Regions from separate parts of the Mus musculus genome. Here all the other regions are linked to region 5. The links are chromatin loops, found by intact Hi-C in ENCODE. Cell type or tissue: left cerebral cortex. All regions are shown on one strand. Region 1 has its middle 12 kb from the start of Atp6v1h. Region 2 holds the start of Atp6v1h (ATPase, H+ transporting, lysosomal V1 subunit H). Region 3 holds the start of Tcea1 (transcription elongation factor A (SII) 1). Region 4 holds the start of Lypla1 (lysophospholipase 1). Region 5 holds the start of Rgs20 (regulator of G-protein signaling 20). Region 6 overlaps Rgs20 (regulator of G-protein signaling 20). Region 7 overlaps Rgs20 (regulator of G-protein signaling 20).

Region 1 (4,000 bases), 53 kb before region 5:
TGAGCATGGCAAACACCGGCCTGAGCATGGCAAACACCGGCCTGAGCATGGCAAACACCGGCCTGAGCATGGCAAACACCGGCCTGAGCATGGCAAACACCGGCCTGAGCATGGCAAACACCGGCCTGAGCATGGCAAACAAACACCGGCCTGAGCATGGCAAACACCGGCCTGAGCATGGCAAACACCGGCCTGAGCATGGCAAACAAACACCGGCCTGAGCATGGCAAACACCGGCCTGAGCATGGCAAACACCGGCCTGAGCATGGCAAACACCGGCCTGAGCATGGCAAACACCGGCCTGAGCATGGCAAACACCGGCCTGAGCATGGCAAACACCGGCCTGAGCATGGCAAACACCGGCCTGAGCATGGCAAACACCGGCCTGAGCATGGCAAACACCGGCCTGAGCATGGCAAACACCGGCCTGAGCATGGCAAACACCGGCCTGAGCATGGCAAACACCGGCCTGAGCATGGCAAACAAACACCGGCCTAAGCATGGCAAACACCGGCCTGAGCATGGCAAACACCGGCCTGAGCATGGCAAACAAACACCGGCCTGAGCATGGCAAACACCGGCCTGAGCATGGCAAACACCGGCCTGAGCATGGCAAACACCGGCCTGAGCATGGCAAACACCGGCCTGAGCATGGCAAACACCGGCCTGAGCATGGCAAACACCGGCCAGAGCATGGCAAACACCGGCCTGAGCATGGCAAACACCGGCCTGAGCATGGCAAACACCGGCCTGAGCATGGCAAACACCGGCCTGAGCATGGCAAACACCGGCCTGAGCATGGCAAACACCGGCCTGAGCATGGCAAACACCGGCCTGAGCATGGCAAACACCGGCCTGAGCATGGCAAACAGCAATGACAGGTTTTGCCTTTTATCTTTCTCACTTAGCTCAACCATTAGATCACATTCCTAAAGCAGCCCACAGTGCCCATTCCCTTAATTGACCAGTGGCTCACTCCTAAAACTGATCATCAAGACCCAACTAACAAAATATCAAGCTCCAGGAATCAAAATTCATTATTTTGACTAACCCATAAGAACTTACCAACATGTCCTAACTCATTCTAACACAGACCTCCCCTTTTCCCTCTTCAAATCAAAACCGGTAAAGTTATTTGCTGCTGTTTCTGTGAGATTCAGATTCGGCCACTCTTTGCCTTGCTTAATAAAGGATCTCTTTGCATTTGTTTTTGTACTTGGAGACTGGTATTTGTGGGTGGTCTGTGCCTAACCCAGGGTCCAGAGGGGAGCACTACATGGTAAAAGGGTCCCTTCAGTCATGAGATGTCAAAACTGTCTGAGGAGAGGATGGAGATTTGAAGCAAACACCTGAAAAACCAAATATGGAAATCCTTTCTTCCTACAACTTCCATTAATAACTTAGCAGTTATGGCCTGTGGGTTGACTATGAAATAGGCTGAGATTAGAAGAGATGTTCTTATATTTCTAAATGTTCCTCTGAGCCACCCACATGAAGTTTCTTTCATAACTCAGTTTGAATTCAAGCCTTGCCTGTTATATGACTATCACATAAAAGCATGTATATATAATATTGTATGTTTGAGCAAAAGCTGGGTTACTGTTCACTGCATGTCTTTACGTCCACAACAACCGAAAACAAGAAGAGCAGGACATAAAAAACATGCAGTGGGGGCTGGCGGGATGGCTCAGTGGTTAAGAGTGCCGACTGCTCTTCCGGAGGTCCCAAGTTCAAATCCCAGCAAACATGGTGGCTCACAACCATCCGTAATGAAATCTGATACCCTCTTCTGGAGTATCTGAAGACAGCTACAGTGTACTTACATATAATAAATAAATAAATCTTTTTTTAAAAATGCAGTTTTGAGAGGAAAGAAATGAGTAGCTTACTTAGAGTTGCAGACAAGAAAAGTACAATGGTGACATTATTAGTCTGACATGATTTAGAATCACATAGATGAACCCCTTGGTATGTCTGAGACAGACATTCTAAATTGGGTTAATTGAAATGGGAAGACCCATCCTACATGTGGCTGATACTATAACATGGCCAGGAGTCAAGGACTAACTAATTTGGCCAAATTCTTTGGACACAGGCAGAATACAGTCAGTTCATTGCCTGCTGTTCTCCAGGAGTTATCCACAGTCAGCAACTTAGGCCTACTTGCTTCCTAGTCTAAATCTTGAGTGCTTCCCTCCCTGTGGGCACAACTCCAGCATTGTTTCACGGAGCTCTGGGGGTTCGATTTCATAAAGGCACAAAGGCATGAGGCAAAATCAGAAGGGTACCATGAACAGATGGGGAGCTGCCTCAAAGGTCCCCTCATATGGCTTTCACTACACATTCATTTGTCATTCCTGAAGCTTGTTCTAACTTGAGACACAGGGCTACAGCCGAGTGACTCACAAAGAAGAAACTTTCTTTACTCACCTTCAGAGGGCAGTCTTGGCATACTCACTCAGTAAGCAGATCTAGCTGGAACAGACCGTTAAGATAGGTGGATAAGCCACTACTGATCCACAGAAGGGATCAGCCTTTGGCTTTGCTTTGAGTAACTTTGCAAGAAGGTCCACAGCAGACTCAGACATGGGCCAGCATTAGAGAGCCAAAGAAAAGAGAGGATCTACAGGTATTGGTAAAACCAGATGACACTATTCCTGTGGGGCATTTGTTAGGAAAGCATGCCCAGCCTTTCCCAAGAAAACCAAGGGTACCTAGAAGAGCATCTTACCAGGCAGGCTGCACAGGCACAGTTGCTGCCCCTCTTCAGAGCAGAGAAAGATTATAATCCCAGTATTGACCAAGACACAGAAGATAAAGAGGGATCCCAAGCCGTGACTGGTGTCAAGGTAAGATGATCTTCACAAGACCCACTGTCTTTGGCAGGGAAAGGATTAATCTGTGAAGAATATTAAGGCAGTAGCCAGTTGTATCATGGTAGATTATTGATGATTTATTAAGAATACTTTTGGAATAATTTACAGGAAACCTAAAAATTTGAAAACTCCCTGGAATCCAGTTTTCTCCATTCTAAACAGCTGTGTTTCACCATTGCTTTTTGAGTGTGTGCTTTGTTTTTAGTGGTTGTGTGGTTTGTTTATTTATTATGCTTTTGTGCTTGAGACTAGAGTCTTGGTTTCAGGCATGCTAAGCAGGCACTTAGTCACTGAGCTACACTCCCATAGTGCTGGCTGTTTGGTTTTAGGTGATATGTTTTTAAAAAGCAGAAAACCTACATACTTAGTTTCTTTAGCTATTGCTATTAATTCTTGAATGTTTTTCTCTGATGTAAATATTTTATGCTAAATAATTGTGGAAGAAAATATAGACTTCTTTCTAAAAATATTGCTATAAAATAATGATAAACTTCTATAGGAACATGAATATTAAAGACCTAAGAGATGCTATTTTAAAATATATAGCTTCCTAAAGTGAGTTTCCCAAGTGTGAGTTTCTGCCATTAGTCAATTTTACTTTCCAGAGTGACATTTCTCCTATTCAGTGTTGTATATTTATTTTCAGAATGTACAGAGTAAGACAGCAAATCCTCTTATCTATTAATAGAAGCATCTCTTAAAAGGTTACTGGTATGGAGAGGCATGGACTTGTGTCTGTGTTAAAGAAGTAATTGGCAAAACTCAGAAATAAATGATGCAAAACCAGAAAACTTGCCCAAGTAAGTTAGCTAGCACTGGGGACTGCAGTTGTTCCTCAGCCACAGCACATCTCCTGATAATGATCATTATGTGGTAGACTCTGCATTTAATTCTCTAGACCTGTCCTTTGATGTTATTTCATCTAATTGGCACAAGCAGAAGAAAGGTTAAAAGAAAATGAAAATGCATTTATTGTGAGTCTTTTTCTGTAGAAATAATTTTAATTTTCTGATGTTTGTGAGCAGATCATGCACTCTGCCACTCCAATCGCTGTCTTCCACTAAGTACAGAGCTGTATCTGATTAGCTGCTCATTCCCGATGTTCTCAGCGTTTCACTGTGTAG
Region 2 (4,000 bases), 65 kb before region 5:
CAATTGAAGGATCTTCTGATGGTGGAATCAGCTACCCTTTTTTGTACACTCATAAGCCTATCTTCCTATCATCATAGCTAACAATAAAGGTCTGTTTTGATACTATGAGTTCCTTTTGAAATGCTATTCTATATAACCTTTGTATAGGCAAGACAAAAAATAAGCAACAGATTTCTTAACTGATTTTTCAATGTGCATATTCAAATCTGACCCTCAGTAACCCAGTTATAAATATGCCAAAATAAAGTCATATGAAATAAAATGATGAAATATTACTAAGAATAAATGCGGGCTGACGAAATGGTGGGGGGGTGGGGGGAGGGTGAATGCACCTGCCACTCAAGCCTGACAACCTCACTTTCATCCCCAGTGCCAGAGAACCAGTCCTCCCATAGGTTATTCTCTGATTTGCAAAGGCATGGCATGCAGAACACACATGGTGTATACAATCATCTGTTACTCCAGTTCCAGGGTATCTGAGACCCTCTTCTCAGCTCTGAGGGCACTCGCATTCAGGTGCCACACATACATACATGCAGGCAAAAACAGTCATACACACAGTATAAAATAAAATAACTGCTATGAACTGTTCTATTTTCCCAAGTGGTTCCTACCATATCTGTCACACTCCCTAAGACAGCTAGCTATGGAGAGAAGGAAATGTTAAAATTAATTTATTAGCATTTTTCCAGTATTTCTCTCATAGAAGCATGACCATGAAAAAGCCTGATGGAAAAGCACATGACATCCATGACTCACAACAAACCAGTACGCACTGAAGATAAGACTGCCAGTTCACTTTGTTGGCACGAACTTCAGCAGCCTTGGCCGCAATGATGTTAGTTGGGACAGCAGCATCCACAGCACCTCGAATGTCCATCTTGGTCATCTAAACTTTATGACTTTGAATGTTTCCCACAGACCTTCAAGATAAAAACAGGATAGCAGCCATTTAATTTTTTGAACTACAAGTATTAATATAACCATATTGATTTCACTTAGCTTGAATATTAAATATCCTAGGTCTGAAAAGCATTACCGTATTTCAAATTCTGTCTACCACCCCATAAAAGGCTTTCTATTGACTTGTTCTTTTTCCAGGGAAGAGTTTTTAATTCTTAGCCTCAATAAACACTGAGACGTTTAAAATGACCACTTAAGAGACTGACAGCAAAATCAGAACTAAACTGAATATTAAGCCAATCTCTTTGACCACCTTAGTGCAATCATACCCAGTGCTTAGAATACATTAAAAATAACCCAGAAGTCCACTACTTTAAATCTATTCAATCACGTTCTAATCTCTTCTACAAAAAATAAAATTAAAAAAGGGTCAATTATGGTATTTATGGGCATCTATTATGCTTCGATTTGCAAAGACACTATATTAATTCCTTTCTTTAAAATTACTGATTCAAAATAAAATACACTAAGAGGTGTGGTATACCAGGACCTTCTTTTCAAACAGAAATTGACAAACATTTCCAAAATCAATATTGAAAGAAATTTCTGAAACAACGTATGTCCAACCAACAATAGGAGTCTATTCTGACAAGAAAAATATACAATAATGTGCTACTAAAAAAAAAAAAAAAAATTCCCAGTCCTCAACGTAATAGATAAGTTACATCTCATTCTACTACGATGCAAAAACCATTCCCAAAACGTACGTTCTTACCTACGAGCAAAAGGAGGTTTAAAAATAAAATCATACCCAAATTCTATTCCGCGTTGCCGAAGTGCTTAGTCAGTGTGGAACTTAGATTTCTCTTTGTGGGAACTCGCTGCCTGAACAAGCAAGGTCGGCGCAGACTGCGGGTCCCAGGTAAAACCGGCTCCATCCGGGCAAGGCTGGCACCAAAGGCACAGCGCAGCCTTCCCGGGCGGCCCGACCCCCGCGGCTCTCCCGGCCCGGCCCGGCCCGGCCCAGGCCTGCCCACCCCCGCGCTCTCTGCTTCCCTCCGAGGGGAGGAAGGCCCTGCGGCTCCGCAGACCCTGGCGCGGCCGGCAGGGAAACCAGTCGGCTCTCCGGAGCCGGGGAGGGACCCCAGGCGGCCTCACCTGGATAGCCTCGGGGAGTGAGGGCCGCACGGGCGGGCAGGCGCCGGTCGAGCTCCGAGGTCTCAGTGGCCACGGGAGACCCAGAGCAGAACGAAGGCGACTCCGTGGGAGACGTTGCGAGCCTCACTCAGAGGAAGCCGGAACAGCTACGAAGTGACAGCAGCGTCTGGCACGTGAGCAGCCGCACGTGACCGCAGCTGAGGGCGGAAGCCGAGAGCGCCCAAAACTGCTGGACCGCGCACCAAATGGCCTTTCCCAGGCCACTTAACTTGGTCACTTCAAACTGGCAGAGCTCGCCACCCTGCAGGCCACTGGTGCCAAAAAGCCAAAAATCTTTGAAGAAGCTTGGTTTATGACCTTTGAGTGGTTTGGGTTTGTTTGAATTAAACATCTCAGCGGGCCAGGCATTCATACTCCGATTTTAAGCATAAGACTCAGACTGAGAAATGAATCATAGACCCATGGTATAAGTATATGTAGACCCACCAGTAATACATGTCTCAGAAAAAGTTATTCATTGTTTACCTAACTTCATTTTTCTCTAGGCTTATATGATGAACAGAGACAGTCTATGAATTTAGAGCTTTATTGTAGGAAGATAAAGAGAAAAAGAGAAGATAAAAGAAAGAGAGGGGCCGGCCATAGCCAAGTGGAGAGAGGGGGAAGGGAGAGAAGGAGGGCTAGAGAGGAGTAAGAAAGGTGAGAGCTTAAGAGAGAGAGGAGGTCCCAAGCAGCCCCTTTTATAGTTGGCTGGGCAATCTTTTAATTTTTAATATTTTTATTAGGTATTTTCCTCATTTACATTTCCAGTGCTATCCCAAAAGTCCCCCATACCCTCCCCCCCCCCACTCCCTTACCCACCCTCTCCCACTTTTTGGCCCTGGCGTTCCCCTGTACTGGGGCATATAAAGTTTGCCTTTATATGGGCCTCTCTTTGCAGTGATGGCCGACTAGGCCATCTTTTGATACATATGCAGCTAGAGTCAAGAGCTCCGGGATATTGGTTAGTTCATAATGTTGATCCACCTATAGGGTTGCAGATCCCTTTAGCTCCATTGTGTAGATGTACCACATTTTCTGTATCCATTCCTCTGTTGAGGGGCATCTGGGTTCTTTCCAGCTTCTGGCTATTATAAATAAGGCTGCTATGAACATGGTGGAGCATGTGTCCTTCTTACCAGTTGGGGCATCTTCTGGATATATGCCCAGGAGAGGTATTGCTGGATCCTCCGGTAGTACTATGTCCAATTTTCTGAGGAACCACCAGACTGATCTCCAGAGTGGTTGTACAAGCCTGCAATCCCACCAACAATGGAGGAGTGTTCCTCTTTCTCCACATCCACGACAGCATCTGCTGTCATCTGAATTTTTGATCTTAGCCATTCTGACTGGTGTGAGGTGGAATCTCAGGGTTGTTTTGATTTGCATTTCCCTGATGATTAAGGATGTTGAACATTTTTTCAGGTGCTTCTCTGCCATTCGGTATTCCTCAGGTGAGAATTCTTTGTTCAGCTCTGAGCCCCATTTTTTAATGGGGTTATTTGATTTTCTGAAGTCCACCTTCTTAAGTTCTTTATATATGTTGGATATTAGTCCCCTATCTGATTTAGGATAGGTAAAGATCCTTTCCCAATCTGTTGGTGGTCTCTTTGTCTTATTGACGGTGTCTTTTGCCTTGCAGAAACTTTGGAGTTTCATTAGGTCCCATTTGTCAATTCTCAATCTTACAGCACAAGCCATTGCTGTTCTGTTTTTCCCCTGTGCCCATATCTTCAAGGCTTTTCCCCACTTTCTCCTCTATAAGTTTCAGTCTCTCTGGTTTTATGTGAAGTTCTTTGATCCATTTAGATTTGACCTTAGTACAAGGAGATAAGTATGGATCTATTCGCATTCTTCTACATGATAACAACCAGTTGTGCCAGCACCAATTGTTGAAAAT
Region 3 (4,000 bases), 160 kb after region 5:
TACGTAAGGAGAATCACAAGAGTTCCAGGTCAGACTGGGCTACATAGCAAGATGCCATATTTAAAACAAAAACAAAAAAAAGAAAAAATAGGGATTGGGGGTGGGCATGGCAGTGGCCTGAAGACTTTAATCTCAGCACTCAGGAGCCAGATCTCTGGGAGTTTAAGGCCAGCCTGGTCTACAGAGTAAGGTCCTAGTTAAGCAGGACATTATGACATGCAGTCTCAAAAAGAGAGAGAGAGAGAGTGTTTGGGGGAGGAGGGGAGTCCAAGAAATGGTTCAATAGGTAAAGGCTTAACAAGTGAGTTCAGTGCTAGGCCAATAATGCCAGCACTCAGGAAGCAGAGGAAGAAGGATTTGAGTTTGAGGCTAGCCTAATATACAGAGCAAGTTCCAGGAGAGCAAGGGCAACACAAAGAAATCCTCAAGTTGTCCTCTGACCTAGTTGTGTACACACACACACCCACACACAGGTTTTTAAATTTTAGATTTTTTTGTTTGTTTGGTTGGGCGGTTTTTTTTTTTTTTTTTTTTTTTTTTTTTTTGAGACTCTGTATAGTCCTGGCTGTCCTGGAACTCACTCTGTAGACCAGGCTGGCCTCGAACTCAGAAATCCGCCTACCTCTGCCTCCCAAATGCTGGGATTAAAGGCGTGCAGCACCAATGCCTGGCCCAAGAATTTATTGAGTATCATTTTGATCTTTCTTTGCATTTCATCAGCCTGTTTGAATTTCAGGACTGGAAAATGAAAGAAAAAGCAATTAAAAAAAAAAACAGCTTTGTCTTCTTTTTCAAGACAAATTTTCATCTTAGTTATGGTTTTGCACTACCAGAAATCAGATTTGAGAATGACTTGAAGTCTGTCTTGATGTATTTGGGAAAATAAGTTACGAAGTTAATGACTTTTTTCTTCTTGCGAGTTTCCTCTGTGGCAATCTGGGAACCTTCAGCCAGAGAGAGGTTTCCCAATTTAAAAAAAAAAAAAATGTTTAACCTATCATATAACCAGAACTCATCACCTGCATCAAGTAATGAAATAGCTCAATCAGTAAGAAAGAAAAACAACACAGGCTAATATCTGGAACAGAAAACAAACAGGAAATATTTGAAAGGACCAAAATCGTACATACGGATTAACGGGGCATGAAATTAAATGCGGGTCAACACACCTGTTTAAGAAAGAGGAACCGGGGGCGTCTGAAAGTCTTACATTATTTGGTATTAACACTAAATCCTAAGCTGGCAGCGAGTGGAAAGTCAGCGAGCTCCTAGCTCAAGCAAAACTACACAGTATTTAAGCGACAGCACTTTAGCTCTGACTCAGTTTCTTGACTCATAAAAAGAATTCTGCAGAGGCGCGTAACTCTAAAGCACTCACTGCACAAACGTTTAGCATCTCTGCACGGCTTTTACTTCACAAATGGCAAAAGTCTCTGGTGTTTTGATAATGCAAACCTGCTGCGTCTGGAAGAAGAGATTCAAGTGAAGCTGGCTGGAGAGGTCAAGTGTGGAAGCAAAGGGATGGAAAGTGGTACACACCGAGGGACACATCCACACAGACCAATCAAGGAACAGAGGATGTCATCCGTCCCGCTGCAGCCTCAGCACCATACCCGCGGAGCAGCAGCAGCCGGCTGCCCGGCACATCGCACGCAGGCCGACTTGCCAAGGGGCGGCGTATTTTCTGTTTGTGATTACCAAGTGGGTGTAAGGCAGAGCTGGGATAAACACACTTTACGGCCCGTCTGCAACTGACCGCGGCACCCAGCGAAGCCGCTCTGGGGTAACCGGCGGCGGCCACCGTACATTCTCTCAGCCCAGCGTCGAGGGCTTCAGTCCTGGGCTCACTGCGGCCGTGGGCAGCACGGACCTGAAAGCCCGGAGGGCGCGCGGCGCGGCCCGGCCCGGCCCGGCCCTGACTGACTCCGCGTGGGCCGGTGTCGCGGACTCGGCCGCGGCCTGCCCCGGGCCCGCCCGCTTACCGCATTCTTTTTCTGCACCATTTTGTCCATCTTCTTGGCAATGCGAACCACCTCGTCCTCCATGGCTCCGGAAGGCCTCCCCTCGCCCGGCCACAGCGGACGGGAAGCGAGAGAAGCTGCGCGGACGTTGGACAAGCCGCGAAGCCGCTGGCCTAGGCCTTCCTCACAGACCCGGCCCGCGGCGGCAGGGATAAGCGCTCCGCCCCCTAGGCCGTGCCAGTCAAGCACCGCGCGCGCCACACAGGCACTACGAATCGATCGCAGGAGACTGGAAAGTAGAAGTGGCTCGCTCAGGCGTGCGCTGTTCTTTTAATCTATTCCCGCCCCCAGCAGTCTGGAACTTCCGGCCCTATCCGGACTCGCGTTGCTGGCGAGCTGGAGTTGGACGGAGTCCGGCTTTCACGCCAGAGGGATCAGGCAGTAGGCGGTAGGTTGCTACGAGTTCCATCGAAACCCCTCCGGCAGAGCGTTCTCTGGGACGCAGGACAGGCATTGCCGAGGGCTTAAAGCGCATGAGCACTGAGGCTCACTCTTGGACTCAGATATTCAAACCATCTAGCCTGCTGATGAAAACCGACTAAAAAGACGACGGCCTTGAGAATTGTGACTTAAAAAAAGCCACGGTAAAAAAATGACATGTATAGTGTCTGGGATTGTTTTTACTTTGTTCCATGTGTTGAAAGTTAATAAATCAGGAGCCAATGAACATTACAGACTTTTAAGACTCAAAATATCTTCTTTCCAATGAAAAAAGTTAACTAAAACACATGTCGTGTCAAATTAAACATTTGTCACCAAGCATGATAGAAGGCCGTGGCATATAACTAATGTGCATTTTCACACTTTAAACTTAAGATCAAATAAAGTATAGCTCCCCAGGGTAACAGTGAATTCCACTTTGACTAATCAGTTTCTATTGAAAGTAAATGGTTCAGTACCATTTTTCACCCATAACTCATGCTTTTCATTTATTTTCTTTGTCCTTTTCCTTCAATTTCCTTGTGAGGTAATAAAGAGGAGACAATCACCAGGCAGTGGTGCCCCACGCCTTTGATCTCAGCACTTGGGAGGCAGAGGCAGGCGGATTTCTGAGTTCGAGGCCAGTCTGGTCTACAAAGTGAGTTCCAGGACAGCCAGAGCTACACAGAGAAACCCTGTCTCGAAAAACCGGAAAAAAAAAAAAAAAAAAAAAAAAAAGAGGGGACAACATTTTCTCATTTGCAGATGAGAAAGTGGGTCTGTGTCCAGTTAAACCATTTACTACCAATTCACACTATGCATAACAGCATTTCAAAGTTAATTACCATTAACCAAAATTTACCACTTAAGATTCTCTCTATACTAAGATAAAGCCCTTTATGGTTCAAGATATCTATCTGGTCTCCACTGCCTTGAGACAGGGTCTCTCCCTGAATTAGAAGTTTGAAGTCAGCTAGGCTGACTGGCCAGCAAATTCCCCAATCGGCCTCTCTTAGACTCCCAAGCATTGTGGTTGCAGGAATGCACATCTATGCCCAGCTTTTTTCTGCAGGTGCTGGGAATTCCATCTCAGAACCCCAGGCACTCATGCTTGGAAAACAAGTACTCCTGTCCACTTAGCCATCTCCCCAGCCTCAAGTTAAGTTTTAAGTGTTGTAAGAGAAACAAAGTTTACCATTTTAGCTTTTTGTTTTTAGACAGGGTCTTTTGTAGCCTATGCTTGCCTTAGTTATCTATGAAGCCCAAGTTATCCATAAAATCCTGCTAGGATTGCAGGCGAGCACCACCATATCCAGTTTAACTGATTTCAAGTACGAGGTGTTTACAGAACCACACGTGCTGTACATTATGACCCCTGACAGTTTCCAAGCTTTCCATCATTTATCATCAGGAACATAGAGCGGAAGAGCTGTTATTACTCTGAGCTCAGTTGTGCCTGCTTGGGAAGTTCATCATAGAGCTTGTTGACTGTTGAAGTTCATAGAGGTAGGCCTGGAGGATCACTAGACCTCACCCACATATCCAGCCATCCCTTCCAA
Region 4 (4,000 bases), 210 kb after region 5:
AGTTTCATTGTAAAAGTTTGACAGTCTTATATAACACAAGTTTCAGCCAGATAATCACTCAATTAAACCTGAATTCAATGAATTCAATCCCCGGGGACCCATGTGATGGGAGGAGAAAACGAACTCCTCTAAAGTGTCCACACACACACACACACACACACACACACACACACACACAAAACAAATGTAGTTAAAAACAAAACAAAACAAAACCTAGCCATCACCTAATACCATATTACCTGGCATAATCTCCAAAGTTAGGAAAGTGAGTGAGATATGGTTAGTACCTGAAAGGGACAATTAGTCTAGTCCAATGTCTCCATTCATTCATTCATTCATAAGCAAGATCTCACTGTTGCCCCATCAGTCTCAAACTCTAGGGGGTCAAGAAAACTGCCTGTCTCAACCTCCTGAGTATTTAGCAACGGGCGTTAATAACTCACTGAAAAAAATCACTTAATGTCTTGGCTATTTTATAAAAATTTACTTTTTTAAAATCAAGTTCTGCCAGGCGTGATGGCGCACGCCTTTAATCCCAGCACTCGGGAGGCAGAGGCAGGCGGATTTCTGAGTTCGAGGCCAGCCTGGTCTACAAAGTGAGTTCCAGGACAGCCAGGGCTACACAGAGAAACCCTGTCTCGAAAAACCAAAAAAAAAAAAAAAACAAACAAACAAACAAACAAAAAAAAAAATAAAATCAAGTTCTAAAAATTTAACCTTTATATTTATTTTATGTGTACAAATGCTTTGCCTGCATGTATGCCTATACACCACATATATGCGACTCCTGTGGAGCCCAGAAAAGGGGTCAGATCTGTTGAGACTGGAGTTACAGCGAGCTGGAAGCCACTAAGTGGGTGCTTGGAACTGAACCCGCAGGCTGGTTAAGTGCAGCCTATGCCCTGAACCATTAAACCATCTCCCCAGTTTCATTGTAAAAGTTTGACAATCTTATACAACACAAGTTTCAGCCAGATAATCACTCAATTAAACAGAAGGCAACCCAAGGATTAATAACAGAAAATCCTAAGCTAAAGTTAGTGCTGCATAGTCCGGTCAGGGACTGGTGAAGTGTCCACACGGCACACACTGACCTCAAGTTTCTTCTCCAGAACCACAAAAGCAAAATGGGTTTGATAAGCCACCAAATTAATCTTTGAGCTGTGGCCCCACCTTCTTTGATTTTTCTCTTTTAAGGGATCATCTGCACTCTGATCTGGGACTTATGCTTCATGTTATTGCTATTTCTCTCAACAGAATCAACCGGTCTTTCTCAACCTGCTCCAAAACTGCACACTGCCTTTGCAAACATTCCACTCCTCTGGTATCCAATTCACATCCAAAGAGCAGTTAACAATTTTAACATGTTCCAGAGACAATCTCAAAGACGAGAAACTCAAGATAAGGGGGAAATTGTGGGTGTTTGTAAGCAGAAAAGCTGATCTCCTTGAGAAAATACTTGTTCCTACAATGTCAGCCTTCTTCAGCATACAACCCTTTGACCAGTAAGTAGCTGCACGACCCCATCTCCTTAGGTACTAACAATGGCACCTACCCTGTATCTCCCAATCCGTGAAGGAAAATAACCTAAAAGAGAATAAGACAAAATAAGCACACACTGGACTGTTACAGATTTTGTTAAGTTATAAAACCCAATGAAGGACCTAAAAACTTACAACAGAACACTATTCCACAAGCTATTTAATTTCTATACCCCTTCGTTTTAGCACTCAGAGGTCTCACACAGTCGGATAAAAGACAGCTGTCTCTAAAGTCAAGTCACGAAAGTCGAATTTTTTTCATCACAAAAGTTTCCGGGAGCAAAAGTTAATCTGAGCTCCTGCGGCAGGACAGACACTCCCGCTGCAGGTCGGCTGTTTCAGCACTGGACCTCGGAATTTGCTTCAGGGGTGGGGGTGAGAGTGCTAGGCAGGCAGGCGGCGCCCCGCCGGCTCCGATTCCCCGCCCGACCCCGGAGAGCCCGCGGGGCGGCGCGGACGCATCCACGCGCGGCGGCCTGGGTCTCGCTGGTGCCCCAGGCCCGGGCGCCGCCACTCACCGCGGCGGTGGCCTTCCGGGCGGCCGGCACAACGGCGGGCATCGGAGCGGACATGTTGTTGCCGCACATCCACCGGCTGGCGGACAGTGCGTCGGAAGCGGAAGGGAACTCGGGCTCCCGGCAGCCGAAAGTCCCAGCCCGCCCCTCCGGGCGCGCGCTCAGGCGCGTGCGCGCCCCCGCGCCGCCCTGCACTGTTCCTCGCGTTCGGCCCCGAGCTCGCGCCCCGATTCGGCCGCGCGTGCGCGTCATAGTGAGCCTTCCCGCACCGCGCTGGAGCAGTGCGGGCCGCTGCTAACCTCTCGCTGTCCATCCACGCCCGCAGTGCCTGGACCAGCGGCAGGTAGCAGGGACCGCTGCTGGGACCGCGGCTAGGCGGGGCGAGCTCTTGCTGTGGTCCCCTGCGCGCTTGACGCGTGACTCCCGATTTCACTTCCCCAGGCAGGTCAACGTTATTAACTAAAGGACAGGTATTCATTGAAATATAGCCGTTTTGAACACGGGGCAAAATCGCCACCCTTCTGCACAGCGCTGAATTTATTGCATATATAGTATGTATAACTGGGGAACGGTTCATGGCAAACATTTAAGGTCAAAATGTCATGACCTTCAGAAGTCTGCAATTCAGTGAGGAAACCAAATATACAGTTTTGACTGGAAAGGAGTTTGTGAACTAAGACTTAAAGACTAAAAGACTTAATTAAATTACACAGGAAAATCTAGGTCCTGAGAGATTTTGGAGTCTTATTCAAAACGGTTTTAAATCAGTCTTGCCCTTAAATATTGAAAAGTTTAAACATTCTCAAAAATGTTAAATTGATAACCCTCCCCCAAAATGGTAGTAATGTGATTCACAAGGCTTATGCCTCTATATATTTTTTGCTTTTTCGATACATGGTTTCTCTGTGTAGCCTTGGTTGTCCTGGAACTCACATTGCAGACCAGGCAGGCCTCAAACTCCTAACTCTACCTCCTGAGTGTGTTTGCCACCACACCCAGCAATGCCACTATATTTAAGTCAAACTGTTAGGTCTTTTCTTTGTGACTTTAAAAGAAAACACAACTGTCTTTAGCTCTCATTATGAACATAAAATGATCCAAGTCACTGTTAAGTAAGTTTCTCTATGATGAAATATGTAGAATTCCAGGAGCTACCATTATCTCACTAGAGAGGACAAGAATACATCAAGTTGGGGTGCCTGTCATCTGTGTCTTTTCCTATCTCAAAATCTCCAGTTCCTGCAATTTTTCTGGAGTTTTACATCCTCCAATGAGCTTGTTTCTTCTGTTCTGAATGGTTTCTTTCTTCCCTGGGTAAGGGAATGAAGTAAATATAAAATTTAGAAAAAAAATAGTTAATTATTCAGATCATGTGATTGTACAAAAGAAAAAGTAAGCCCAGTGGTGGTGGCGCACGCTTTTAATTCCAGCAGAGGCAGGTGGATTTCTGAGTTCCAGGCCAGCCTGGTCTACAGAGTGAGTTCCAGGACAGCCAGAGCTACACAGAGAAACCCTGCCTCGAAAAACCAAAAAGCCAAAAAAAAAAAAAAAAAGAAAAGAAAAAGAAAAGAAAAGAAAGAAAGAAAGAAAGAAAGAAAGAAAGAAGAGTAAAGTGACCAACAAGAAAATTCATCAGTATAGCCCATACTAGGTCAGTATACCCATAGAAAACTGTTGAGAGTCCAAGAGTCTTCCACAAACTACACAAACACCAATCTCAGTCAGTCAGGGGTGGATTATTGAATGTACACCCTAAGACTGATCGATCAGGGCTGTAGCTCAGATTTTAGAGGCTGACGCTATGACTACGAATATCTTTCTCTGTCAGCTTATAAGAAACACACACACACACAAGCTCATACACAGGTGCAAGAAGTGCTGCCCAGTGGTCAGCGCCAACTCAAGCCATTTTAGACAGAACAGTTCATATTGACCTTTGATTTG
Region 5 (4,000 bases):
GACCACTGTTTAGAGTGGGAGAACAGATCTCTTAGAAAGGCTATACAAAGAGAGTTGGGGGCGGATGTTAGTGGCGCTGAGGTCAAAGGGTTCAGTGGGGATTGTCCAGCAGGGGCGGGCAGTTCACAGGCGCGAGACCCGGGGTACAAAGCACCAGCTCCTCTCGCGACCTTTCCCCGTACCCCCAAGCATCTCTTCATTCACAAGGCCCCAGTACTCATTCACAAACTCTGGATCGCCCCCACCCCACGGCGTCCCCCGCAAGCTAAGGCCAGGGGATAAAGAGAAAGGGCCTTACAGGCACCCTCAAAGCTCGCTCCCGCCGCACCCATTATTTCGTTGCGATTATAAGAGAGGAGCCAGGACCGGGGCTCCGCTCGCCCGATTTGGGACTAGGGAGTACCCCCAGCCTCCGAGTGCTGCGTGCTGCCGCCAGAAGGAGGCGAGCCAGGGGATTGCCCTGCCCCAGGAAAGCGAGCGAGCGCCGGGGCGGAGAGGAGTCAGAGAAGGGAAAGGAGGAGGAAGAGAGAAGAGCTCCGGAGCTTAGACCCAGAAACGCAGGAAAGGGCGGGTGGCAGAGAGCCAGCGCGGGCGGAGTAGGAACCGCTCTGACTAGTGTAAGAAAACTAAGGCACACTCTGGACGCATGCGCACGGCCAACGGAGGCCCGAGGGCCAGAGCTTCCCCTTCGGCTAGCCCAGCGGACCCTGGCCTGGTAAGTACCTGGCGTCCTCCTCGTCTTCCTCTCTGACTCCCTGCCCCCCCCCCCCCCCGAAGCCCTGGACCTGGCAGTAGAAGGAGCTCGAGGAACCTGGGACGCCAGTCTCTCCTTGCCCGGTGGTGCAATCCCTGGCTGGTCATCGCCCTTAGGGTTAGTCAGTTGAGGCGAGTGGGTTGTGAGTTCGGAACATCTCATTGTCTGAGGGAAGGCTCCGAACCATTGTGATCGGTTATTATCAGACCCACCAAGCAGGTGGTCCGGACTCTGAGACTCAGCGAGGGACGAAAAATGCCATTAAGGTCTAAAGTGCACATCAGACATGCCAAGCATTTGGGAGAGCCCAAGCGAGTGGAAGAGTCTCGGCTCTCTCTCAGTTGGGGGAAGGATGCGCCTCGGTCTGAGGACCCGGGGCGGGCAATTTGAGCGCAGGTTGAGGAGGTGACACTCCCGGAACGCACTACCTCCCTTTCAGAGAAGCGCATCACAGGCCGGCTGGCGGAGCTGAGCTTCAAGTAGGCGCTCAGACCGCGCCCGGAGCGCTGCGGGCAGCAACACCAGACAACTGAGTAGACCGAACAGTCACTTAAGGGAGAGAGGGTGGGGATTGTCCTTATCGGGCCTGGGAGCTAGATTTCCCACACTCGGGGGGCTCGGGAGGTTGGAACCCGAGGACGTGCCGAGGCTGCAGCGACTGAAGGTTCGGGTAGGAAGCAGAGAGGCTGCGCGGAGGTGAGCGATGGGGAGTCGGGTCTTTGTATGATGGTGCCCTCAGACTTGGGGAAACTGGGCTGGCAAGGAGCCTAAAGGGAGACAGCTCCCTGGGACAAGGGTGTGCTCTTTCGGAGATCTGTGGCTAACCCCACCTACTGCTTCAGGGGAGTGGGTAAGGGAGAGGCCTCGGAAGCGGCACACGCGGGGGTGGGGTGGGTGTTTGGGGAGACGTTTCAATGCGCTGAAGGATTTCCACACTTAGGGAGTGGGCGACCGAAGGTGGGCGTTGGGGAGGGTACAGGCGCTGCGACCGCGCAGGTCTGAAGGTGTGAAGGTGGAGCGCGGGAGAGGTGGGCTCTCTGGGGCTGGGCTGGGTCAGGATCTTCCTCGAGTCCATAAGCAGCAAGCAAAACCTGGGCAAGAAGAGCTAGCTAGCCACACTCACACAACTGCTGATGGACGTGGGGCTAAAGCGGGCAAGGGGGTTCTGGCCATAGCAACTGCTGCCTCTGCGCCCTCAGGTGGAGAACAGAGCCACAGCGTGAAGAAAGTGGTGGTGCAGGAGGGTTTCTGTCCTGAGAGTGCTGGAAAGGAAATCCTCTCCAGAGACTGTGTTCTAGGCCACCCTCTTGTGGGTTTCCAAGACTTCACAGCCAGATAGCTGGCTGAATGGCCTTGGCGCCCACTCGCCACTGCAGGTTAATACAGCACAATTTCTGGGCTCGTGCTATGTAAAAACTAGTCAAATCGTTGAACAGACAGACGGCTCATGGGTTAAACGAATGTACTCTCAACAACCTGTAGCCTTAGTTCTAGGGGATCCAGTCTCCTCTTCTTGCTTCAGCAGGCACTTGGCATACTTGTAGTGTTCCCACATATATGCAGGCACTCATGCATAGATATAAAATTTGTAAATAAAAAATCTGTTCCTACTGTTATTATATTGATGCAACATGGGCCTAGTGGAGTTCAAAATCTAAAGACATTATGAACATATAAGTATGGATGCATCACTAGCCCCAGCTCTCCCAAGGCTAGGGAAGGAAAATATAGAACTTGAGATCAAGTGAGCTACATATTGTCATTCTTTCTCAAAAAAAAAAAAGGAATATAAAGATCAATAGCATGATGCCTGTTTTCATATGCTATAAACAATATGTTTACACACTAAAAAGGGTTTTGGTATCAAAAGCATGAAGCAGTAAATGTTTTCTCTCAATTCCTAAATTTAAATACAATTCATTTCTCTATCCCTGGACCCTTTGTGGATAAATAAGAGATATTTGCATATAAGCATCTAACATAATTTGAAGAGAACTTTTCTCTTTAAAAAGAGTTGGATTTGGTGAGATGTTACAACAGGTAAAGCACTTAGTGTGCAAGCCTGAGGACCTAAATTTAAATCCAGGCACCCAAAAGCACATGTAAATGTGGAAGGAAAGAACTGACTGCACAAACCTGTCCTCTGACCTCCTTGTGAACCATGTCTTCACCACCCCTCCAATACACCACACACAAAAACAACCAAGCAAACAAACAAGATCCCAATAGTAATGATTAAGTGCTTTAAAGAGTTGGGTTTATGGGGGCTAGATATATATTTCAGTTGATAGAGCACTTGTCTAAATGCACAAAGCCCCAGGTTCCAGCCCCAGCGCTGTGTAAACTTCTGTTGTGTCCATGAAGGTAATCCCAACACACAAGAGGATCGGAAGCTCAAGCCATTCTCCCTCACATAGCAAATTCAGAGCCAGGCTAGGCTACATGAGACCTTGTCTCAGACAATCAGGAAAAGAGTTCCTTTTGTTGACCAAATATACATTTAAAGAATTACACATTAAATCATGGCATTTATAAAATAGCCAATATAAATACTGAAGTGAGGTATTTGATCTTTTATTTAAGAAACATTTTGAAGAATACTAAACAATTCACCCCAAAAGCTATCTATCATATAAAATATAGGATGATTATGATTACTTCTTCGACCTTCTTCATTTTACAAATGAGGAAACATTCAGAGAGTTTAGGATTTCAACTAGTGAGCGGCTGAAGGAAGACTAGAATTCTGGCTCTTTCCTCATAGCTCTGACAAACTACACTGAGAATCTGTGATCCCTTTCACAGCCGTGAGGCTAGGATATGCATAGAAGGATGAAATATACAGTATGTGTTAGCTTCAACACTGAGAAACACAAGGTTTCGTTGCCATGGTACTTGGCATTATAAAGACATGACCACAAAGGTGTTAGGACTAGCAGAGAATTAAGGTCCCATGAGGGGGTGCATTCAGTTGCATATTCTACTAATACCTTTGAGAAATTTTATATTAGAAATCATTTTCAAGCTTCTCTTACATTTTAAAAATCTCTTTCCTGCTTGCCTGAAGGTCATTCCCATGAGAAGGCCTTCTAGGAAAGCTTTTTAAAATCACACAGGTGATTTTTATTCTTTCAAATTTTATGGACTGGCAAGTTAAATAGAAAATCTTGCCTATTTGAATAAAGGAACTTAGCTAGGGATGTCACATTCCAGTTCTTAAAATCTTACTGTATATCTTACTTGAAT
Region 6 (4,000 bases), 100 kb after region 5:
ATAGAAAAGGAGTGGGGCTTGGGGAGGAATTGGCGCGGTTTCACATGATTGGTCCATTTAAACATCAGCAGCCTGTAACATTTAACTTAGGTCAGAGGGGTGGGAGATAGGGAGGTGATGGGCCTGCCCGGGCATGCCCTGGTCTGTTCTGCTATGTTCTCAGCCCCAGGTTTCAAAGCTCAGAAACAACTCTTTGGGCTATTTGACATACATTACATGAATCACAGTTTTATTTCCTTTCAATATGAGTGTTTTGCTTGTATGTATGTATGTACACTATGTGCATGCCTGATGCCTGTGGATACTAAAAAGGGATGTTGGGTTCTCTGATACTGGAATTACAGAAAGTTGTGAGCCACCACGTGTGTGCTTGGAATCAATCTCTAGTGTGCAAATGCAGCCAGTGCTACTAAGTGAGGAGTTATCTCTCTAGCTCCTTTATTCCTGTTCTTGATATTATACCTTTATAACTATACACATTAACAAATATCCAAATAGGTTTGTTCAAATAGTTTTATATGTTAACTGGTTTAGTTTTGCAGATAGAGTAATAGCCCATTCAGGTTATGTAAATTTCCTTCCATCTTTCCCTTATGTGTATTTGCCCAGGTTTTCAAAGTCTGGGAGATACAGCAACACCCCCTGCCCACTTTCCATAGTATATGACTTTCTCAGAAGTAGCAGGTGTCTCACAGATCCCAGGGCACTGTATTCTGTGCCACGGACAAGGTGCAAAAGGCTATATCTCAACCTTCAGCCTTTGATTAATAATGGCCACATTCTATCTTCATTTTGTGTATGTGTAAAGCAGGGTTAATAATAGTTTTTGTAGCTAAGCCAATCAAGGGAAGCAAGACACTTGTAACAGGGCTCTCATGTCCAGTGTAGTTTGGCCTGGCTTTGTTCTAAGTCACATCCAATTAATAAACAGAAAGTGATAAAATACCTGCTTCTTGGTGCAGATGCTCACAAGGCTAAGCAGGTGCTTCTCTGTGGAGTCATAGCCCCAGGCTTATAATAGTCTTTTCTCTGACTGAAGATCTACTCAGGTACTAGGTATTCATACACTTGGTTGTACTTGCTGTCAATCTGCTCAGGTACCAGGTACAATGCACTGACATGCACTTGATGTTATAGGCTGAAATATTAGTTTCTCATACTTAGTTGCATTCACCACATGTGACTCTATTTGTTGTAATTCTTTAGTAAACATAACATTACATTTGTAAGCAGTTTCTCTACACTCCACCCAACAGTTACCTAACAACAGCCAGTTGTGAGCCTGGCTTGCACGGGTATGAGATCTCTCTCTTGCTCTCTCTCTCTCTCTCTCTCTCTCTCTCTCTCTCTCTCTCTCTCTCTCTCTCTCTCTCTCCCTCCCTCCCTCTCCCTCTCCCTCCTTCTCCTCCTCCTCCACACGCCCCTAGCAAGCGTCTTCCCCTCTTTCTCTCTCTCTCTCTTCTCTCTTTCTGTCCTCTGTGCCCCTTCCTTTGCCTCTACCCTTTTCCAGTTCCCTGCTCTGCTTCCTGGTGCCCTTCCCCCAGTAAACTTCCTTTTGTACTAGGCCTGTCACATGGCTTGATTGTTGAGGGGAATACCTTGGCAAGGCCCCCGCTGAGGTGTTCCCTCCTGCCACATTTCAAAGCTGTTTTATAAAACACAACAACATTGCTTCTCAGTATTTAAGAGGGATTAAGTACTTGGTCCACAGCCTCCAAACTGTGAGGCTCAGTGCTGCCTTCTGCTGACTATCCTCTTGCCAGGAGCAACAGGCAAGAGGGAAGGAGCAAAGCCTTGGCAAGCTCTGCTCACCTAGAAGAGTCCCCTTTTTAGATTGTAACTTGTGCTTTGTCAGGACTACTATGGCACTGGAGAAATAATGTTCCTCACTCTTAACTCAGACAGTCTGACCAGAGTCTGCCACGACCCTCTGTTCTACACTAACTTTCTTTCTTTCTTTCTTTCTTTCTTTCTTTCTTTCTTTCTTTCTTTCTTTCTTTCTTTCTTTTTATTCATTTATTATATGTAAGTACACTGTAGCTGTCTTCAGACACTCCAGAAGAGGGAGTCAGATCTCGTTACAAGATGGTTGTGAGCTACCATGTGGTTGCTGGGATTTGAACTCCGGACCTTCGGAAGAGCAGTTGGGTGCTCTTACCCACTGAGCCATCTCACCAGCCCCTACACTAACTTTCTAAATTAATTATCATTAAAAACATGGGTACCCTAAAACATCAGAAAAATTTTATATCACAGTTCCAAGACCAAAAATCCAAGATCCAGAGTGTCGTCAACCCATTTCTTTTTTTTTTATTTTTAATAATTTATTTTTAGATAAACAGATAGATGTTTTGCCTGCATGTTTGTGCACCACATGAGTGCCTGGTGCTCCAGCAGGCCAGAGAGGGTGTTGGATCCTCTTGAAGTGGAGTTATGGATGGTTATAAACCACCATGTAGATACTGGGAATCAAACCCAGGTCTTCTGGAAGAGAAGTCAGTGCTCTTGAACACTAAGCCATCTCTCCAGCCCAAAGAACTATTTCTAAATAAGGTTATACTCTTGGTGTTTAGACTGCTTTTAGGTGACACAATTCAACCAGATAACATTGTATTCAGAATCAACATTGTACCTGTGAGATTTTACAGACCACTTCCACAAAGCAGTTCAAAAGTATATTGTTCCTCGTCTATATGATATCTAAAGAGGCTCCCGTTACCAGCGATACCAAAATCTGTACAAAAGCAGAGAGTGAGACTGGAGTCCTACTCACAGAGCAGGTAAATCTCAGAGACTTAATGAGGAGGAAAAAGCAAGTCACAGAAGACAATGGATTGGTCATTTTATAAAAAACAAAAAAATAAAAAGCAAAAAAAAAAAACCTTTAAAGCCACATAATATATTCTTCAGGGAAACATACACATATGGAACTGTGAAAAGACAAAATATTAGGATCACTATTGTTTAGGCTTTTTCTGATCTCAGCACAGTTAAAACAAAATCAAAGACAGTAAGCCCAAGGTCAAGTCTTGTCTCAGGATGAGTAACATCCCTTCATGAATGATGTTCTAGCCAAGGACACATTCCTAGCTGATCATTTCGTCACCATCCCTCATGACTTGGATTTATATCATGTATATTATTTTCTCTCTTGCAAATATTACATGAACCTTGAGGAATATCTAGTGGACATTACATATTCTGGTAGACCTGTGTGAAGTGTGACTTAGCTCTGTCAAGAATAATTGAGAAGTTTTTGTCAAGTGGTTAAAGGATTTTTCATTTCTGTAGTTTAAAGATATTGTCATGACCCGGGCAGTGGTGGCACATGCCTTTAATCCCAGCACTTGGGAGGCAGAAGCAGGCAGATTTCTGAATTCGAGGCCAGCCTGGTCTACAGAGTGAGTTCCAGGACAGTCAGGGCAACACAGAGAAACCCTGCCTCAGGAAAAAAAAAAAAAAGGTATTGTCAGATGTGCCCAGATGTAAACAAAGTATGGCCATAAGGTTGGTCAAAAAGTCAGTGTGGTGACTGTGGTGCCTCATGCCTTTAACAGCAGCAGAGCCATTAGCAGCAAAGCCATTTGCAGGCATCTATCTTGTGTTTTGACAAAGGCTCAAGGAAGTAAAAACGGTGCTCTCCCTTCCCAAAGAGCCAAATGTTTGAGTGTTTTATATCAGAGATGGAAAGCTATGTGACAAAAGCTGGATCACCACTAGTAACATCTTTGCTTTCTTCCTTTTCGTTTGACAACTGCTCAGCCCCACGCCTACTCTGGAAGAAGTCTGTGCCTGGGCCCAGTCTTTTGATAACCTGATGGTCACTCCAGCCGGAAGAAATGCATTCCGGGAATTTCTTCGAACAGAATTCAGTGAAGAAAACATGCTCTTCTGGATGGCCTGTGAAGAACTGAAAAGGGAAGCTAATAAAAGCACTATTGAGGAGAAAGCAAGGATAATCTATGAGGACTATATTTCTATTCTCTCTCCTAAAGAGGTG
Region 7 (4,000 bases), 95 kb after region 5:
TATCCCGGGGACATTTGAGAATCTTTCTGTCTGGAAGCCATCTCTCAGTAGTGCCCATAGAACATGATAGAGAATTGGCAAATATCTCTGCCTCTTCCTCTGACACAGAAGGCTACACGGGCTGCGAACCTTGACCTGCTTAGTCTAGCCTAAGGTATTATGGAGCAGCATCTGGGTGTTGTGAACATAAAGGGTCAGGAAGCTGTTTGCTAGTTCTCTTTTGCTATCCTAAAGCTTACATGCTAAGCTATTTAAAAGAAACCCAGATGCCATTCTTCATAAATAAGGCTTAAGCAGGAGAAGCACATGAGTTCAGGGCCAGCCTGACCAACATAGCAAGACCTTATTTATGAATGAATGAATGAATGAATCCAATTGCACATAGGATATCACACTCAAAGGAATAAACAAATCTAGTACTTAATTCTAAAGTCCTATTTAAGGTGTGTGTGTGTGTGTATGTATGTGTGTGTGTGCGTTAGCTTTCAATTAGTGCCATCAAGAATGGAATGATAGGCCGGGTGGTGGTGGCACACGCCTTTAATCCCAGCACTCGGGAGGCAAAGACAGGCAGATTTCTGAGTTCGAGGCCAGCCTGGTCTACAAAGTGAGTTCCAGGAGCTACACAGAGAAACCCAGTCTCAAAAAACCAAAAAAAAAAAAAAAAAGAAAGAAAAGAATGGAATGATAGTTATCAAAAGCACAGTTCTCCTTTTTTGTGCTGCTTGCATGCCCACATGTCCCTTGCACTTCTAATCTTCAACAAGAAAGCCCAGGCTGAATGTCATAAATCTTTTAGATGGCTTTGGACCGGTCTCTCGAAGGACTATCCAGGCCCAGGCTGGCTCTAGGTCTGGCTTCCTGGGAAATACTAAGCAATTGCTACATAGTAAGCAGTGTTCTTAGTGCTACTCTGATGGAAGAAAGGTAGAGTTTTTATCAAACACCACATACCTGCAGAATAAGCTAATAGGATGCCTGGATCTGGCTGTAGACCTGAGCCACATACCACCACCTCCTCTGAGAGTTCTTGAGGGGACCTGTTTAGTGTGGCTGTGGCTGATCATTTTGGCATAGATTATATCCATCCATCTCTATGCTCAGACTCCTGGGCAGTGTGGTTGTACTGTTCCTTGTAACTTCGCTGCTGTGGTTCAGTCCAGAGAGATCCTGAAGGCTGGGAAACGCTTCTGTGGTCATAACTTAGCGGTGACCTTTGTATACTCATTTTCTCCCTTAGTAAACTACCTAAGGCAAGCCTGTTCTCCATTTTGTTCCTGGAACTTCACACCCTGTTCCATTAACTCTGGTGAATAAAGTATCATCAGAGTCAAAGCACTTTTCACCAGTTTGCAAAAATGGACTGGGTGTTATCACGCTGTGTCTTCTCTGTGAGCCAAACAGACGAAACCCTGGGTTTAAGACACAAGAGCACTACATTCGGGTCTAACTAGTCGTTTTCTTTTGCAGCCTGAGGGATCTGAGCGGACGGAAATGCGGATGCGGCAGATGTGCGGCGGAAGTGAGACCCAGGGCCCTGCCCCAAGCCAGCAGGGTGGCCGGGGCTCCAACGCCTGCTGCTTCTGTTGGTGCTGCTGCTGCACCTGTTCTTGGTAAACTTGGCAGCCTTTGACTCAGGTGCTGCTTGGGAGGGCCTTTGAGTGCAGCCTGTTATGATACATCCAGCAAGCCTAGGCTGCTCTCAGAACTTTTGTTTGTGGTCAAAGAGGACATTGAACTCCTGATACAGATTCCCCCACACTAAGTCTTTATTCCCCACATATTAAAAGCACGTGCCATGTTTGGCCTGAAAATATGCTTTAAACAGCTACTGGGTGCCTGCAAAAGACATCAGTACATATACATGTAGCAAATGGCTACATCGAATTGTTGAGAAAGTTATCCACACTTCACACAAGGCTAGCATAGATTAACAACTAGAGAACATGTAAAACAGTTATGAGCATATGTTAACATTTGGGTAGAAACACTGCATAGATGGCTAAAAAGGCCTTATTTTATCTAATGTCGTTGTGGAGGATTAAAGATGGATCTTTGAAATAAGGGCTTTGAAGCCTAGATTTTTAACAGCTTTTGCTTTCACGTTGCTAATTTTGGTTTTTGATAAAGATAAATGACAAACTATGTACTTAAAATAGAGACAGAAATTTTGAAAACATATAGTCCGCTTTGCTTAGTAAAGAGAAATCCAGAAGGATGGATGTGAGAGACACACAGGCTTGAGTGTAAGCTTAGGCTTAGTGCCAGCCAAACTTGGTATCACTTAGAAATTTCAAGTCTATCATGGTCCTTACTGTATGTAGGTTGCGTCGCTCACATGTGATGTGTGCATGTGGGCTTGTGTGGCATAGCCCATGTGTAGAAGTCAGAAAAAAACCCCTGGTGTTGATTCTCTCCTTCCACAGTTACATGGGTTCCAGGGATCAAACTAAGGTTCCAGAATAAGAGCCTTCACCCACTGGTATCCAAATATAGAAGATATATATGTATATTCATTATATGTGTATTATATACAAATCTACCTTGAAATGAAAAGAAAGGCTAGACAGGGTGTATAAAATTATTATCCCAGCTACTTGGAAGGCTGAGGCAGGAGGTTTGACTGAGCCCCTGAATTCAAGAGATGGAGGCTAGCCTTGGGCAACATATCAAGTCCTCATCTTATTTATTTATTTTTTATTTTATGAGCATTGGTGTTTTGCCTGCATGTATGTCTGAAGGTTCCAGATCTCTGGAATTGGAGCTACAGACAGGTGTGACCTGCTGTGTGGTTGCTGGCAATTAAACCCAAGTCCACTGGAAGAGCAGCTGTGCTCTGAACCACTGAGCCAAGTCTCCAGCCTCTCAAGTCCTCAGCTTGGAAACCAAATAACTTAAGACTCAAGATAAATTCCAAGTGGTTTAAAGGCCGAGAAGAAAATGCAACACTTTGATACTGAAAAGGATTCTCTCTCTCTCTCTCTCTCTCTCTCTCTCTCTCTCTCTCTCTCTCTCTCTCCCCCTCCCTCCCTCCCTCCCTCCCTCCCTCCCTCCCTCCCTCATATTATATCCAAACTGCAGCTCTTTCCCTCCTTTCCTTCTAGTCCTCTCTGGCCCTCACCTCCATTTCCATTCAGAAAAGGGCAGCCCTCCCATGGATATCAAACAATCATGGCATATCACACTAAATAAGATGACCCAGCAAGAGGACAAGAGTCCCAAAAGCAAGCAAAAGAGTCAGAGACAGCCCCTGCTTCACTGAGTCCTACAAGAAGGCCATGCTACACAGCCATAACATATGTGCAGAGGGCCTAGGTCCGCCCCATGCAGGTGAAAGACCTCCGTGGGGATACCCCCACCCGAGTCACGAGATAGTGCACACCCAAAGAATCACGAGAGACCGTCTTGATGCAAACACACAAGGTAGTTTAATGACAGACCTCCAGGCCGACACATATCTCACGCAGAAGACAGAGGTGTCAACCACGAGGCTCAAAAGTTAGGGGTTTATATAGGAAAAGAGTGGGGGTAGGGGAAGAATTGGCGCAGCTTCACACAATTGGACAGTTTAAACATCAGCAAATTGTACGTGCAGATGGAGGTAACAGCAGAGCATCTAGTTAACATTTAACCCATGTCAGAAGGGCAGGAGATAGGGAGGCGCGTGGCCAGTCCGGATGTCCTGGTATGTCTTCCCTATCTTTTATGGCTAGTCAGTTCCTGGAATGACTTGACAGCAACAGCCTTTGTTCTTTGCTCTAGGCCCAAAAAGCCCTCCTAACTAGCAAGCCGCATGAGTCATGGACCTTGAATTTTAATTTTCTTTCACAGGCTCCTGACTGTAGGTTCAGATTCTGTGAGCTCCTATTGGCCCAGATTAGTTGATTTTGTGGGGTTTCTTGTGGTGTTCTTGCCCCTTTGGCTCCTACAATAGAAAAGAGTTATTTTCTTAAAATAAAAACAATAGCCATAATGAAAAAAAAAATTCTCTGGGGCTAGA

What was found. Peaks named below come from ENCODE experiments on the same cell type or tissue, not always from the same donor. Only the 100,000 strongest peaks of a DNase experiment are listed, where the experiment ranks them.
Region 1: a loop joins it to region 5, with 5 times the contacts of the local background. A loop is called at or near these places in 6 of 42 quality-filtered maps.
Region 2: it touches region 5 in a loop (2.8-fold over the local background); 6 of 42 quality-filtered maps call a loop at or near these places.
Region 3: it touches region 5 in a loop (9-fold over the local background); 4 of 42 quality-filtered maps call a loop at or near these places.
Region 4: a loop joins it to region 5, with 6 times the contacts of the local background. A loop is called at or near these places in 2 of 42 quality-filtered maps.
Region 6: it touches region 5 in a loop (2.0-fold over the local background); 4 of 42 quality-filtered maps call a loop at or near these places.
Region 7: a loop joins it to region 5, with 2.6 times the contacts of the local background. A loop is called at or near these places in 4 of 42 quality-filtered maps.

What each region holds. Positions count from the first base shown.
Region 1 is chr1:5,068,859-5,072,858 of GRCm38, reverse strand. It overlaps a transcript of Rgs20 not described here. Among named protein-coding and RNA genes, the nearest start is that of Atp6v1h, 12 kb to the left of the region's middle. In left cerebral cortex, a CTCF peak has its summit at 2,431 (motif pointing right); DNase peaks (open chromatin) are centred at 1,466 and 2,430.
Region 2 is chr1:5,081,340-5,085,339 of GRCm38, reverse strand. It overlaps Atp6v1h (ATPase, H+ transporting, lysosomal V1 subunit H), which reads right to left and starts at 2,254. Exons shown (of 14, transcript NM_133826.5): 1 at 2,062-2,254; 2 at 777-923. The coding sequence starts at 889. In left cerebral cortex, a CTCF peak has its summit at 2,030; a DNase peak (open chromatin) is centred at 2,231; H3K4me3 peaks cover 2,000 bases; H3K27ac peaks cover 1,047 bases.
Region 3 is chr1:4,855,959-4,859,958 of GRCm38, reverse strand. It overlaps Tcea1 (transcription elongation factor A (SII) 1), which reads right to left and starts at 2,265. Exons shown (of 10, transcript NM_011541.4): 1 at 1,983-2,265. The coding sequence starts at 2,045. In left cerebral cortex, no CTCF peak of the experiment used is centred here; DNase peaks (open chromatin) are centred at 1,396, 1,560 and 2,288; H3K4me3 peaks cover 2,259 bases; H3K27ac peaks cover 1,872 bases.
Region 4 is chr1:4,806,042-4,810,041 of GRCm38, reverse strand. Lypla1 (lysophospholipase 1) reads right to left here and starts at 2,219. Exons shown (of 9, transcript NM_008866.3): 1 at 2,060-2,219; 2 at 1,556-1,587. The coding sequence starts at 2,128. In left cerebral cortex, no CTCF peak of the experiment used is centred here; a DNase peak (open chromatin) is centred at 2,253; H3K4me3 peaks cover 1,486 bases; H3K27ac peaks cover 1,179 bases.
Region 5 is chr1:5,016,026-5,020,025 of GRCm38, reverse strand. Rgs20 (regulator of G-protein signaling 20) reads left to right here and starts at 487. Exons shown (of 5, transcript NM_021374.5): 1 at 487-715. The coding sequence starts at 647. In left cerebral cortex, CTCF peaks have their summits at 426 and 1,966 (motif pointing left); DNase peaks (open chromatin) are centred at 579, 1,232 and 1,974; H3K4me3 peaks cover 2,304 bases; H3K27ac peaks cover 1,865 bases.
Region 6 is chr1:4,912,311-4,916,310 of GRCm38, reverse strand. It overlaps Rgs20 (regulator of G-protein signaling 20), which reads left to right. Exons shown (of 5, transcript NM_021374.5): 4 at 3,763-3,997. Among named protein-coding and RNA genes, the nearest start is that of Gm16041, 57 kb to the left of the region's middle. In left cerebral cortex, a CTCF peak has its summit at 1,756 (motif pointing left); no DNase peak of the experiment used is centred here.
Region 7 is chr1:4,921,460-4,925,459 of GRCm38, reverse strand. It overlaps Rgs20 (regulator of G-protein signaling 20), which reads left to right. Exons shown (of 5, transcript NM_021374.5): 2 at 1,471-1,613. Among named protein-coding and RNA genes, the nearest start is that of Gm16041, 47 kb to the left of the region's middle. In left cerebral cortex, no CTCF peak of the experiment used is centred here; a DNase peak (open chromatin) is centred at 2,252.